Linked DNA regions of Homo sapiens: region 2 is linked to region 1. A link is a contact called in ENCODE Hi-C data. All regions are on one chromosome and are shown on one strand. The core of a region is the stretch at or near the end of the contact, and the rest is flanking DNA. Distances in the headings are between cores, read along the strand shown.

Region 1 (5,766 bases), core at 2,583-5,082:
TGATGAATGCCCCCAAGTCCCTCCACAGAGGCGGCGGGGAGAGAACCAGATCTTAAAAAATTTTTCACTCTAGGCCTGGAGGCCGGGTGCTGCGGCCACCCGTGCCTCGACGTGTTCCTCCGCACGGGCTCTAGGAATGTAAATACCACGAGTTGAGACAGGTCTGGGCCCCGGACAGAGCGGTCCGTGGTTTTAGCAATTCATTTTAATTCCGAAGCGGTCCAGTGCATTTGCTTTCACTTGGTTGCGCGGGGCTGGAATTGATAAGAGAGAAAACCATGTACTTGTCCTTGTGGGTTGGGAAACAGGGTCACTGAATCCTGGGCTGGCTCTCACAGCTTCCTGGCAGAGTTCACACACGCACTCAGAGGCTGCGCCAGCCCTGTACCGCAGGACTGCGGGCGCTCCCTTGCCGGCACTCCTCCTTCGGTTCAGAAACCAAAGTGGAAACGCATGGATCAAGTTGCAGGGAAGTCTGACATCTGGGACAGATGTTGCTCCTCTGCCCGTGGCGGTTCCTCAGATAAATCCTCATTGCTTTATTTTAATTTGCCTTTGAATTTCGTTATTTTTGCCTCAATGCAACACATAGTCTTTTTTTTTTCTGCTTTATTTAACTCTCACGGTCCTCTGCGCTATTTTTATCAATGGTATAACTTTATTTTGGGAAAGGGATTATTTCCCCCTCAGAAATGGGGGGAAATAATCAAATCTCCAGTCAATTATGTCTTGAAATTTAACTCTGCTTTTACTGGTCCATCATAAAACATTTAAACCGTTAAAAACATGTCCCTCACTGATCAACTTTAGTTGTTTTGTGTTTTAAAACATGGAAATACAACCCCTGTGTGTGTATGTCACATTACGGACAGACCATATTAATCTCTTTCTCACAGAAAAAACATCTGCGTGTGTGAGTCTAAGTAATTATTCATCTAGGGTAACAAATTCTAGAAGGCTTGACCTACCTTCCTTCCTCCCTTCCTTCCTCCCTTCCTTCCTTCTTTCCTTCCTTCCTTCCTTTTTCTTTTCCTTTCTCTTTTTCTTTTTTTGTGCTTCTTTGTATCTAATACCCAGGGGCATTAACAACATCTCCTCTGCCTCGTCTTCCCGTGTGTAGAGGGACCCGTCTCACGTCCAACAATAGATACCCCTTTTATTATATATTTTTCCTTTTGTTTTTCTTGACCAACAATTTCCCTTCAGTTATTTATTTTAGCTGGGTAACCCCAAGCTATATGCTCCGTGTAAACCAGAATGGTGTGGTCGGTTTTGTGACAGGTAGTGGCTTCCTGAGCTGGCTCTGATGCGCACCTCTGAGGCGAGCCAAGGCGGAAACTGTCATTCCTAGAGGAAAGCGATGCCCGTCTGGGAAGAATCTGGGAAACCCCAGCATTCCTATGAGCTGCGGCCCACTAAGCGCCCCTGACCGCAGTGATCACTGTCTCCTAGATTTTTTGACAATGTTGTTTTGCTTTGTTTTAAAATATTATCGTTACTGCTGAGAAACGTGGACTCTTATGATGAAGACCTGCCGGGCCTTCCCCAGCCATTTCACTCCCTGGCCTCCTCCAAGATGGCTTTCATTTAGGGAGGGTCAGACTCATCTAGGTGACATTTCCCCGAGCCTTTCAGTCAAGTTGGTCTACAAATTCACCAAATTAGTGCTTGGTCTACATCTAGGGCTTCCTGCACGGAAAGGCCAATAGAAAAGTCCACGACTTGACTTTTACGCCACATCACTACAGCCACAAAACGGGGACCTCCTCGGGACTGGAGGCGGATCCTCCACGGGTCCCCGGCCAGGCCCATCCTCCTCGCAGCGCGCCTGGTGCGGCCGTACCAATTCCGCGCCGTGCAGCCTGGAGTTACAGGCCCCGACCGAGCCAAGATCTGAGGCTGCCGGGCCCTCCCTGTTTACTGGGGGCTCTGCTACCGGAAGTCATTTGACAAATCTCAGGCAGGCCTTTCTAATCTTTACTGCTCGGCAGAGCTTTGCAAATCTCTAAACACGCTGTAACCTTCTTCAAACAGCACGCCAGACACACTTGAAGGTTTTTTTTTTTTTTTTGAGGCCGGACGGAATGGAAACTGCATCTGCACGGGATCTCTCCACAGTCTGGCCCGCAACACTGCCAGCACCTTCCCTAGACCCTCGCCTCCCCGCTTCCCCCGCACGCGGATTCTCGCGCATCCGTGCGCCCACTCAGCCCCGGGAGCCCTCCTGCCCCGGGAAGCCTCAGACGGTCTTGGGCTGGAGACTCACCCTGCGCCCCTGCAGCGGGCTGCGGGGAGAGAACCTTGGGGAACCAGGCAGGACCGGCAAGGGTGGACCGAGTGATTTATGACCCTGATCAAACTTTTTAGGAAGCAGAAATTAACCTGAGGGAGATTAGGCCTGAGCTTTGAAGTTCACGGTTTTGTTTTCCTTCAGCCCAGTTCTGCCATCAGATGGTTCTTGGTTCCTTCTACCCCTCTCCTCCTCCCCCTCCTTCGGTCTCTCGTCACCCCACTTTATCCTCCAGCAACCCCTCCTGCGTTGATTTTCTTAATTTCAAATACAAATATCTGAACACCAGAAACTGAAGTTCCTGACAGTGACCTATTGAACAGAGGCATCGCATACTCCCTACATCCCAGTCTTCTTGGAATTGCGTTTTACGTTTGAAAGTGCGATTTTGGTTTGGAGGTCGGGAGTAGAAAATTTGTATCTGTTCTTTTCTTTTGCTGTTTCCTACTTGCCTTTCAATACCCATACTTATTCCGCCCTCGGAGACTGGCCCTTCCCGGCAGAGCAGAAGCGCACGAGGGTTGAGTAACTCTGCAGGTGAGAGCTAATTTTTCAGCGCATCCACCAGATACCTCAGGTTTGTGGATTTTCCCCCTAGTTGGCCAGAAAACTCACACCCAAACATGCAAGTCCTCTATGGCCTCTCCGTCCTCTTACCTTGGCCCTCTTTATTTCCATATCTCCCTCCTCCCCATGCAGATCTCTAAAGGGAATCTGTCTCCTGCGGTTCTTTCCCGCAGGCGCCTGCTGAAAAGGCAATTTCCTTGGGGGTGTGCCTAGGGAGAGAGGAAAACAGAAACCAGGATTGTTTGGGGGCCTGAAACCATCCAAATTTTATTGCATCCGCTACAAAGTCAACTAACTCTTAATGAGCATCCAAGCGGAAAAAGGCCGAAGTTTACTCCGTGTTAGGGCGGGGAATGGGGGTGGGGGTGATGGGAGTTTGCTTATTTCCTTCTGGTACAACCAAAGGTTGCAACACCTTCCTGAGAGGCTCCTCCCAACGCCAAGAGTACGGACGCGAAAGTCAGAAGGCATCGGGTTTCAGCCCCCTGAATGATCCAAGATCACTCCGCCACGAAGACCTTCGAAGTTGGCCCTGTCTACAGCTTGTAATTAAAAGGATAATGTGTCTTGTAATAAAAAACAAGACCCACACAAACAAACCCAGCGTCCAACGGCCCTCCACCTCGCCACACTCTTCTCTAATAAGGGCCAGTGACAAACATTGCCATCCAGTTTAACCCAAAAGGAGGAAGCAGTAGATCTTCCTTTTAATAACTTCCCAAAGTGTTACAAATAATAAAAAGGACGCATAAATCATCGCGGGGGCGGCAGAACGGGGACGACAGAAGGATTTACTCCTCTCTAGCCCTGGCTTCCAACCGCGCTCTCATTGGCTACTTCCTTGTGGCCCGCCCCCGAATCCGCTCTCTTATTGGTGCGTCTGGTCCCAGACGCAGAGACAGGGCGTAGGATCGGTGGGGGCTGGAGTCCACCAGTGCGCATGCGCGCTATGGCGCGCATGTATGATTGACAGCAGGGAGAGGTGTTTGTGCGCGCGCGCGTGCGTGCGTGCGTGTGTGTGTGTGTGTGTGTGTGTGTGTGTGTGTGTGTGTCTCTCTCAGGGTTGAGGCAGCGAAGGTGGTGGTGGCGGGGCGACGGTGAAAGTGGTGGCTGTGAGTGCTGGAGCTGAGGCCGCTTTTGCCGCCGCGGTGAGGTGTAGTCCTGTTTGCCGGCGTTTTCCGCTGAGTCAGAAGCGCTGGTGGTCACAGACTGCGCTCTCACCCACACTGAGGTCGATCTGGAAGGAATTTACTGAGGGGGCTCTCCAGCAGCTGGCTAACCGGGAAGGAAGTAGAACTAGAAGACATGCTTTACTCTTCCTGAAGAAGATACTTAAGCCCCTCAAGAAGAGATTTAATTTGAGCGCTGTGTTGATTTGTGCATTCCTTGTAAAGCACACACTAAATTAGCTTCACATCCCAGCCGTACCTTCATCTGCAGCACACATCTCTCCCCCAGCTCCTCTCAGCACTCACTTAGCCCTGTTCAGTTCCCCTGTAGGCACAGGTACACATATATCAGCCTCTTGTAATCATGAAGACGAGGGACGAACTTACAAAGACACCCGGCACACTGTGACAATCCTTAACTGGGAGAAAAAAAAAAGAGAGAGAGAAAGCAAAGAAAGGTAGAATAAGAGCAAGAAAAAAAGAAAAGGAAAGAAAACTAGAAAGATGCAGCAACCAGTAAAACGATGGTGGCAAAGATAAAATGCCGATGGAAAAAATCCGTTAAATGCAAAGTTTGAAAAAAACTTCCTAACTCGGTTAATGCTGTGGAAATAATTCCAGTTCATCTCAGTGCTAGTGAACGCCTAGTACAAAATTCTTCAGAGGCGAGGGCTGGCTTAGTGCAGAGGAGAAACGTCGCTCCGTTGCCCTGTTGCATCCAAATTCTCCTTTCAGACAAGTTTCCGCGGCGTGATGGAGATGGGCAGAAGTCTGGAGAGTGCTTTCCTATTATAAGCTGTTAACTTGTTGGTTTGTACTCACATATATTTTAAAGAAATAATAAACATCTTATAGTTCTGCACATATTCTAAATTACAGTGGTTCTAGAAGAATTTTGTAACTGACAAATTAGAGCTTCGGTTTTACGAATTCTGAATTTTAAAACCGGTAATGACTTCTCAGTCCCTGAGATCCTCTTCTTTGTTTTTTTATTTTGGGGTGTGTGGGTACGTGTAAGATGAGAAATGTACAAACACAAGTATTTCAGAAACTCCAAGTAATATTCTGTCTGTGAGTTCACGGTAAATAAATAAAAAGGGCAAAGTGACAGAAATACAGGATTATTAAAAGCAAAATAATGTTCTTTGAAATCCCCCCCTTGGTGTATTTTTTATCTTAGGATGCAGCACTTTCAGCATGCCCAAGTATTGAAAGCAGTGTTTTTACGCTACCACGGTAATTTTATTTAGAAACCCCATGTTCACTTTTAGTTTTAAAATGGTCTTTATGACATAAAATTATCAGCATTCATATTTTTGTGTTTTAATATTCCTTTGGCTACTTATTGAAACAGTAAACATTACGAAAATTAGTAAACAAATCTTTGATAGTTGCTTATTTTTGTTTAATTGAATGTTTATTTTATTAGGTAAATATACAATCAAATTTATTTAAAAATAATGAGGAAAAGAATACTTTTCTTTCGCTTTGCGAAAGCAAAGTGATTTTTCATTCTTCTCCGTCCGATTCCTTCTCTTCCAGCTGCCACAGCCGACTGACAGGCTCCCGGCGGCCTGAGGAGTAGTATGCAAATTTTGGATGATTGACACCTACAGTAGAAGCCAATCACGTCAAAGTAGGATGCTGATTGGTTGACAACAATAGGCGTAAACCTTGACGTTTTAAAAACCTGACACCCAATCCAGGCGATTCATGCAAATAAAGGAAGGGAGTCACATT
Region 2 (6,152 bases), core at 842-3,341, 540 kb before region 1:
CACCATTGTGTTACAGTTGCCTACAGTGTTGTTTTTTTTTTTTTGAGATGGAGTCTTGCTGTGTTGCCCAGGCTGGAGTGCAGTGGCATGATCTCTGCTCACTGCAAACTTTACCTCCCAGATTCAAGTGATTCTCCTGCTTCAGCCTCCTGAGTAGCTGGAACTACACGTGTATGCCATCAAGCCCAGCTAATTTTGGGGTTTTTAGTAAAAACAGGGTTTCACCATGTTAGCCAGGCTGGTCTTGAAGGCCAGCCTTGGCCTCCCAAAGTGCAGGGATTTACAGGCGTGAGCCACAGTGCCTGGCCAATTGCCTTCAGTATTCTGTTACAGTACCATGCTGTACAGGTTTGTAGCCTAGGAGCAATAGGCTATACCATATAGCCTAGGTGGGTAGTAGGCTACACCATCTAGGTTTGTATAAGTACATTCTCTGATATTCGTGCAATGATGAAATCGCCTAACGATGCATTTCTCAGAACATATTCCCATCATTAAGAGATGCATGACTGTATATATTTGCATGTGTTTTTAAGTTACTGGAAGAATATACAAAAATATTAATAGTGCTTGTAACAGTGAATGGTATAGAAAGAAGGAAGGAAGGAGTGGGAGGATTCTGTTTTTTATTTCATACACTTCTACAGTGTTTGAATTATTTTTATTGAATATGTTACTTTCATTATTTTTAAAAACATCTTCTTCCCACCTTCTCATCTTGTCTATTTCAGCCTAGCCAACTAGGTTTTCTCAGGACTGAGGTTATTTATTCCATATTAACTCTGTCTCAAGCTCATATGCATCTCCCACGATTATTTTTCCCAAAACACTTTAGGTTTAAGAATGACCTTTCCTAGGTCTTTAGCTTATGATTAACCAAATGAAACCATCACTAGATGGACTCCCTAATTCAGGTGTTGAATTACAAAAATGAATTTTCAGGGGGAAAAAAATGCTAACTCAATTATGTTAGTTAAAATATCAGTAAAATTAGCAATGCCACAGTGTCATGAAGCAGAAGGTCAAAGACCCACACACCCTTTACTGGGCGCCATGGTGGGACTTAACTGGGGCAGTTCCGGTTCTGCCATTAGGACCATGAGCACTCCAATCTCAGTGAAATTGTATAAGACACTGCCATTATCCCCGGATCATTGCCACGATAGACCCAAACAACTCCAGTCTATCGTGTCAATGTGTATTTGGGGAGTCTTTAACACACGGATCATTGGCGAGCTGCACCATAAAAGCCCTGTAGGAGCCGTGGCCGTGTGTGGAATCAATGCACACTCGGGGACTTCCCCACGCCCGGATCATTTGCAGCGCATCGTGTCAATGCATACTCCGGGAGCCCCTACTCCGAAGCCTGTGAGTGCTGAGGAACAGTGTACACCAAAAATACTTATGGAATAGTTGTTACAGTGCGTACACAGTATTCACTTTTCTAAATGGCATGTCAGCAAGTTTAGTGTGCCACAAATAACTCCTAAAAGGCACAAAACACTCCTAGAGGCCCACCTTCACACATGAATGGTTGGTCCATGGAATTGTGGCATGGCTGTGGGGGAGTGTAAGTTTTTCTTTACAGTGAACAAAGGGAAAAGAAAGAGACATCTGCTATTCAGTGTTGTCAGGGTTTTCAGCATAATCCCAAACACCTCCTAATTATTTTCCTGGGCATTTGATCCCTAAGATACAAGGACCTTCCCTCCATCCCTGCCCTGTTCCAAAGTACCTGTAGAGCAAGCTGAGAGGGCAGAGTTAGAGGATGGGTGGGGTTGGGTCTTAAGTGCGATCCCACAGAGATATAATGTGAACCACATGTGTAAATTTAAATGTTCTTTGTGGCCACATTTTTAAAAAAAGATTTAATTCATGATACTTTATTTCACCCCATATACCCAAAATATTATCATTTCAATATGCAATCAATGTTTTTAAATGATGAATGAGCCAGTTCACATTCTTTTTTCCATACAGTCTTCTTTACAATGGGGTGTGTATTTCCCACTTGGAGAACATCCTGGTCTGGCCTGGCCACACTGCAAGCCCTCGGCAGCCTCTTGTGGTCAGTGGCTGCCCCAGTGAGCAGCACAGCTACAGAGGTTCAGGAAAACCAACCCCAGGAGCGTGGATGTTCACTGCCTTCCTTCAACCACTCCAGGCAGGTGCGTCCACCTTTCCTCCTCATTGCCTCACCAGGGCTGCAACTGCCGAACAGCCTTTTCTCGGCAGCCTGACAGAATAGCTGTGTGTTGGGTTTCTGCAATCATAAAAAATGACCACAAATATGCATTCGGAAAGAGGAACGAAAACTCCTCTAGGCCCAAACGGTAATGGCAGTACTAGGTCATCTTTCTTGGAGACGGAGGTGAAGGGAGGGCAAGGGGCCCCTGGGGAAGGAAAGAGGAGGCGGGCGTGGCGTCGAGCGCGAGGGCGGCGGCCTAGCTGCACCCGCGAACTTCCCCACACCTGCGACCAGCTCACCTCGCGGCGTGAGGGATCCCTGGCAGTCGGACGCGGCAGGGTGGCTGGTTTCTGGGGCTGAGTCTGGCCCGACACAAAAGAGGAGGGAAAGGAGAAGGAGACGGAAACAAAGGCGCGGGGGAGGACGAGGAGGCGCGCGCGGTCGCGGGGCAAAGCGGCGATGCGGTGCGGGCGCGCGCAGCCTGGGGCTCCCGGGACCAGCGGGCGGGAGCAGGCGGAGCGGGCAGGGCGATTTGAATATCAGGCTCTGCCACACTCGGGGCGCCGCTGACAACTTCATTACCTCCGCATATAAAAATGACTGCCGGGGAATGCAAATAGCTCGCCTGTCTCAGCCGCCTGCCCTCGTTCCGCCGCCGGCTGCAGGCGGAGGCCCCGGGAGCCGCGGCGGCCGGAGGCGCAGACGCGCCCTGTCCAACATAATGAACTGCCCGGCCGCGGCTCCGCCCACCCCCCAGCCGCCGAGCCGGGCCGGGAGGGGGAGCCGGCCCGGTGCTGGAGGAGGAAGGGGTGGGCGGCCGGGCGCGGCTCAGAGGCCGCGCGTTGCTAGTCAGTGTCGGCGCAGGCCCTGCCTCTTGACTCTGTCATCCAATTACTGCCATGAAAATACCAGGAAACTAGAGTGCTCAGTGGGTTCCACTCGTGACCGCGAACTCTGACGGAAAAGCGGGACCCCCGGCCTCCGTCCCGTGCGCCCTGGTGGTTAAATTGGACGCCAGCATCCCGGCGCCCCGCTCTCGTCTCGCCTGCAAGCGGGCGGCGGGTGTGCTGCGCCCTGCTCCCCAGGCCTGCGGCCACCGGGACAAGGCTGCGTCGCTGTGCAGGACCCGCCTCCCGAACCCTGGGCCTTGCTGAGCTCCCCGTGTGGCCACCGAGGCAAGCCGCGTGCGGGAGGGAACGCAGGCTTCACGGCGCCTCTCTTCTTGCCCTGGCTTGCTCCCTGGCAAGAAGTCACCTCCCGCCTTCTGATAGCTCCCCCTGTCACATTTGGGCCCCTTGTGAACTTCTCGAGGAGAGGAGCTAGGTCACTTTTATTAATAGCAACAACGACAGTAGTAAACATATGCTGAGGACTATTCTACGCAAGGTACTATGCCAACTGCTTTACCTACATGTTTATCACAGCGATCTTATTGCACTCCTGGAAACCCAGGCTTAGCAAAGCCTTGAAAGGTTCCCAGCATAACCCAGCTAAGGTGGGAGGGAGCACAGGTGAGAACCCAGGCCCCTCTACACTCTCAATCACTCTGCAGTATTTTCCGGGTCCTTCTTACAGCTCACACAACTGTCCAGCACTCCTTTGTCCCCCGAACGCATCACCCCCAGCCATCTTAGGCCGGGCCAGCCCCCCGCCCCCACCCTCACCCCCTCCCTCACCCCCTCCCTCACCCCCTCCCTCACCCCCTCCCTCTCCTTGGCCCAGAAGTAAATCCTAAGTAGTCTAAATCCGTTATGACCAACCCCTTCCCTTGCCCAGGCACTGGCTTAGAAAAGAGCATGTGACCAGTCCTGGCCAAGGCCAAGCCAGGGGACATCTGTTGGGGTTTTCTGGGAAATGCTTCCTTGCCCTAAAAAAAGACACCTCTAGCGATTCCAGTTTCTTCTGTTGTAGAATGTATATCCACCACCTGGCAACCACGGAGGAGCCAGGGAACAAAGTTAGTCTTTGCAGAGATTTACAGGATTAAGTGAGCTAACTCCAGGGTTAAAGTTTAGGAGAATCATGTTTTAGTCCTATCTCTACCTGCGATGGAGTCATGCTGCCTCGTGTTTATTCAGGGACATATTTAAAGTTAACTCCTTTTTGAAACGAGACAAGATAAAAAGATGTAAACAAAGGAAAACTCCAGAAATTTGGTCTTGTCTCCATTAAAGAGTGTCTGTTTCTAGGCACTTCAGTGGAACCTCTCACTTCCAGCTTCTCTTCCTGGGCACTCACCTCTAACTCATTCAGCTTTTTTCCCTCAAAGTAGCTCTTTGCCTACACAGGCAAGGCATCTCTTCCCTCCAGGAACATCAGAACCCCCCTTCTAACCCTCCTGCACCCACACACCCAGGCGTCTGAGCTTGACTGCCTTTGAAATGTTTACTGGCCTTCAAGTAGTCTCTTTGAAGAATTTGCATCTAATTTTGAACTTAGGGAAAATCGGGCATAACCAGTCACTTACTAGTTTCCTTGGCAACTACTTTAAAACAGAATCTAAATTGGAATGAAAATGGATTTTTATGGTTTCACTAAAATCATACACACTTTTCATGAAAATATACCAAAAAAACTATAAAAAATATATACATACTATATGCTTTATTCGTTTATCTGGAATCAATACACAGTAACTAACTCAAATATCTCTGTTCCCCACTGCTGAGGAAAGGCACTCCACACTCCCTTAGCAAGACATTTAAGACCCTCCACAATCTGCACCTAACCCAGCTCCAGCCTTATTTGTCTACTACAGTACATCCCCAAATCATGCTATTGCATTTCCTCTCCCATGACATTCTCTAGAATGCCCTTGAACTTCATGTCCAACTGTTCAAATATCACCGATCTTTCCAAGTCCAGATTAAATATCACCTCTTCCAAGAAGCTTTTCCCATTCCTCACATATAATGACACAAATTGAGTTACTTAGTGTTTATTTTCAGCAATATTTAGCATATTTTATTTACTGATACCCAGTATTGTTAAAATAATGCACATTTCCTAACAGTTGGGGGGCTTCAATATTACCATGCAAACAATTAAAATGAGTAATAAATATTATCAGCAGAATTGTATAAATCTTACTCCCAACTTAAGGCTGAGCTGTTCTGTCAGATGTGATAAAATAAAGCTTCATACGCTGCTTGTTTTTCTTAGGATAACTTTGATTTCAGTAATAGAAAACCTGTCTGTAGTAGCTTTAAAAATGAAGAAAATGTAGTATCTCATGTAGGAAGTACCAAGGTAGCAGATGCTAAGTTTGGTTAATTTAGTGGGTCAAAAATGTTTAATGTTGTCAAGTTTTTCTCGTCTTTCTGAAATTCTGCCATCCTCAGCTTGCTGACCTTGTCCTTAGCTAGTTCTCCTCAAGGTCTCAAAATGGCTGCCATAGTTCCAGGCATCACTTTAAGACATGGCAAAGGCCAGCCAAAAAAGTTGACTGTTCTCAAATTTTTTAAGAGTGGAGAAATTATACCAAAGATCCCTCAGATCTTTTCTCATTGGCCAGAACCAGGGCACGTGACTATCTCTAAACTACCACTGGCAAGAGAGGCAAGATTATCAGAATTGATAACTAATCAGGATTTAGTCTTGAATTATTTTGAGGGTAAGGGGAGCGGTGCAGGAGAGCAGGGAATTGACAGGACAGGCAATGCCAAAACAAAAGCTGAATTTTAGTCCGTTTCCCAGTCATCAATTTCTGCAGCCAAACTATCCCAAAGCTTAGTGGCTTAGAAACTTTTTTATTTTTTCTCTAGAATCTGGACAGGGCAGCTCCCAAGGAATAAGGAATAAGGGAGGATGGCTATTGAGTAGGCACTAAAAGTATCAGCAACTTTTCTTTTCTTTCTTTTTTTTTTTTTTTTTTTGAGATGGAGTCTTACTCTGTTGCCCAGGCCAAGCTGGAGTGCAGTGGCACCATCTCAGCTCACTGGAACCTCTGCTTCCCTGGTTCAAG

What was found. A loop is a pair of places that touch in the nucleus more often than their neighbours do. Pooled maps may share reads with other maps.
Region 2: a loop to region 1 is called in a pooled map, with 3 times the contacts of the local background. The contact joins the promoter of SNX10-AS1 here to the enhancer-like site in region 1. A Hi-C loop is called at or near these places in 4 of 37 single-sample maps with no recorded cell type and 7 of 50 pooled maps.

What each region holds. Positions count from the first base shown.
Region 1 is chr7:25,855,142-25,860,907 of GRCh38, reverse strand. No RefSeq gene overlaps it. Among named protein-coding and RNA genes, the nearest start is that of LINC03007, 68 kb to the right of the region's middle. RefSeq lists an enhancer at 4,091-4,170. Within about 2 kb of position 3,832, at least 20 of the 41 ENCODE cell types and tissues checked have a DNase peak (open chromatin) inside an H3K27ac peak, as active enhancers do.
Region 2 is chr7:26,395,357-26,401,508 of GRCh38, reverse strand. It overlaps SNX10-AS1 (SNX10 antisense RNA 1), which reads left to right and starts at 2,091. Exons shown (of 2, transcript NR_136272.1): 1 at 2,091-2,168. LINC02981 (long intergenic non-protein coding RNA 2981) reads right to left here and starts at 2,940. Exons shown (of 5, transcript NR_148502.1): 1 at 2,488-2,940. RefSeq lists silencers at 2,404-2,513, 2,604-3,063 and enhancers at 3,534-3,773, 2,848-3,804.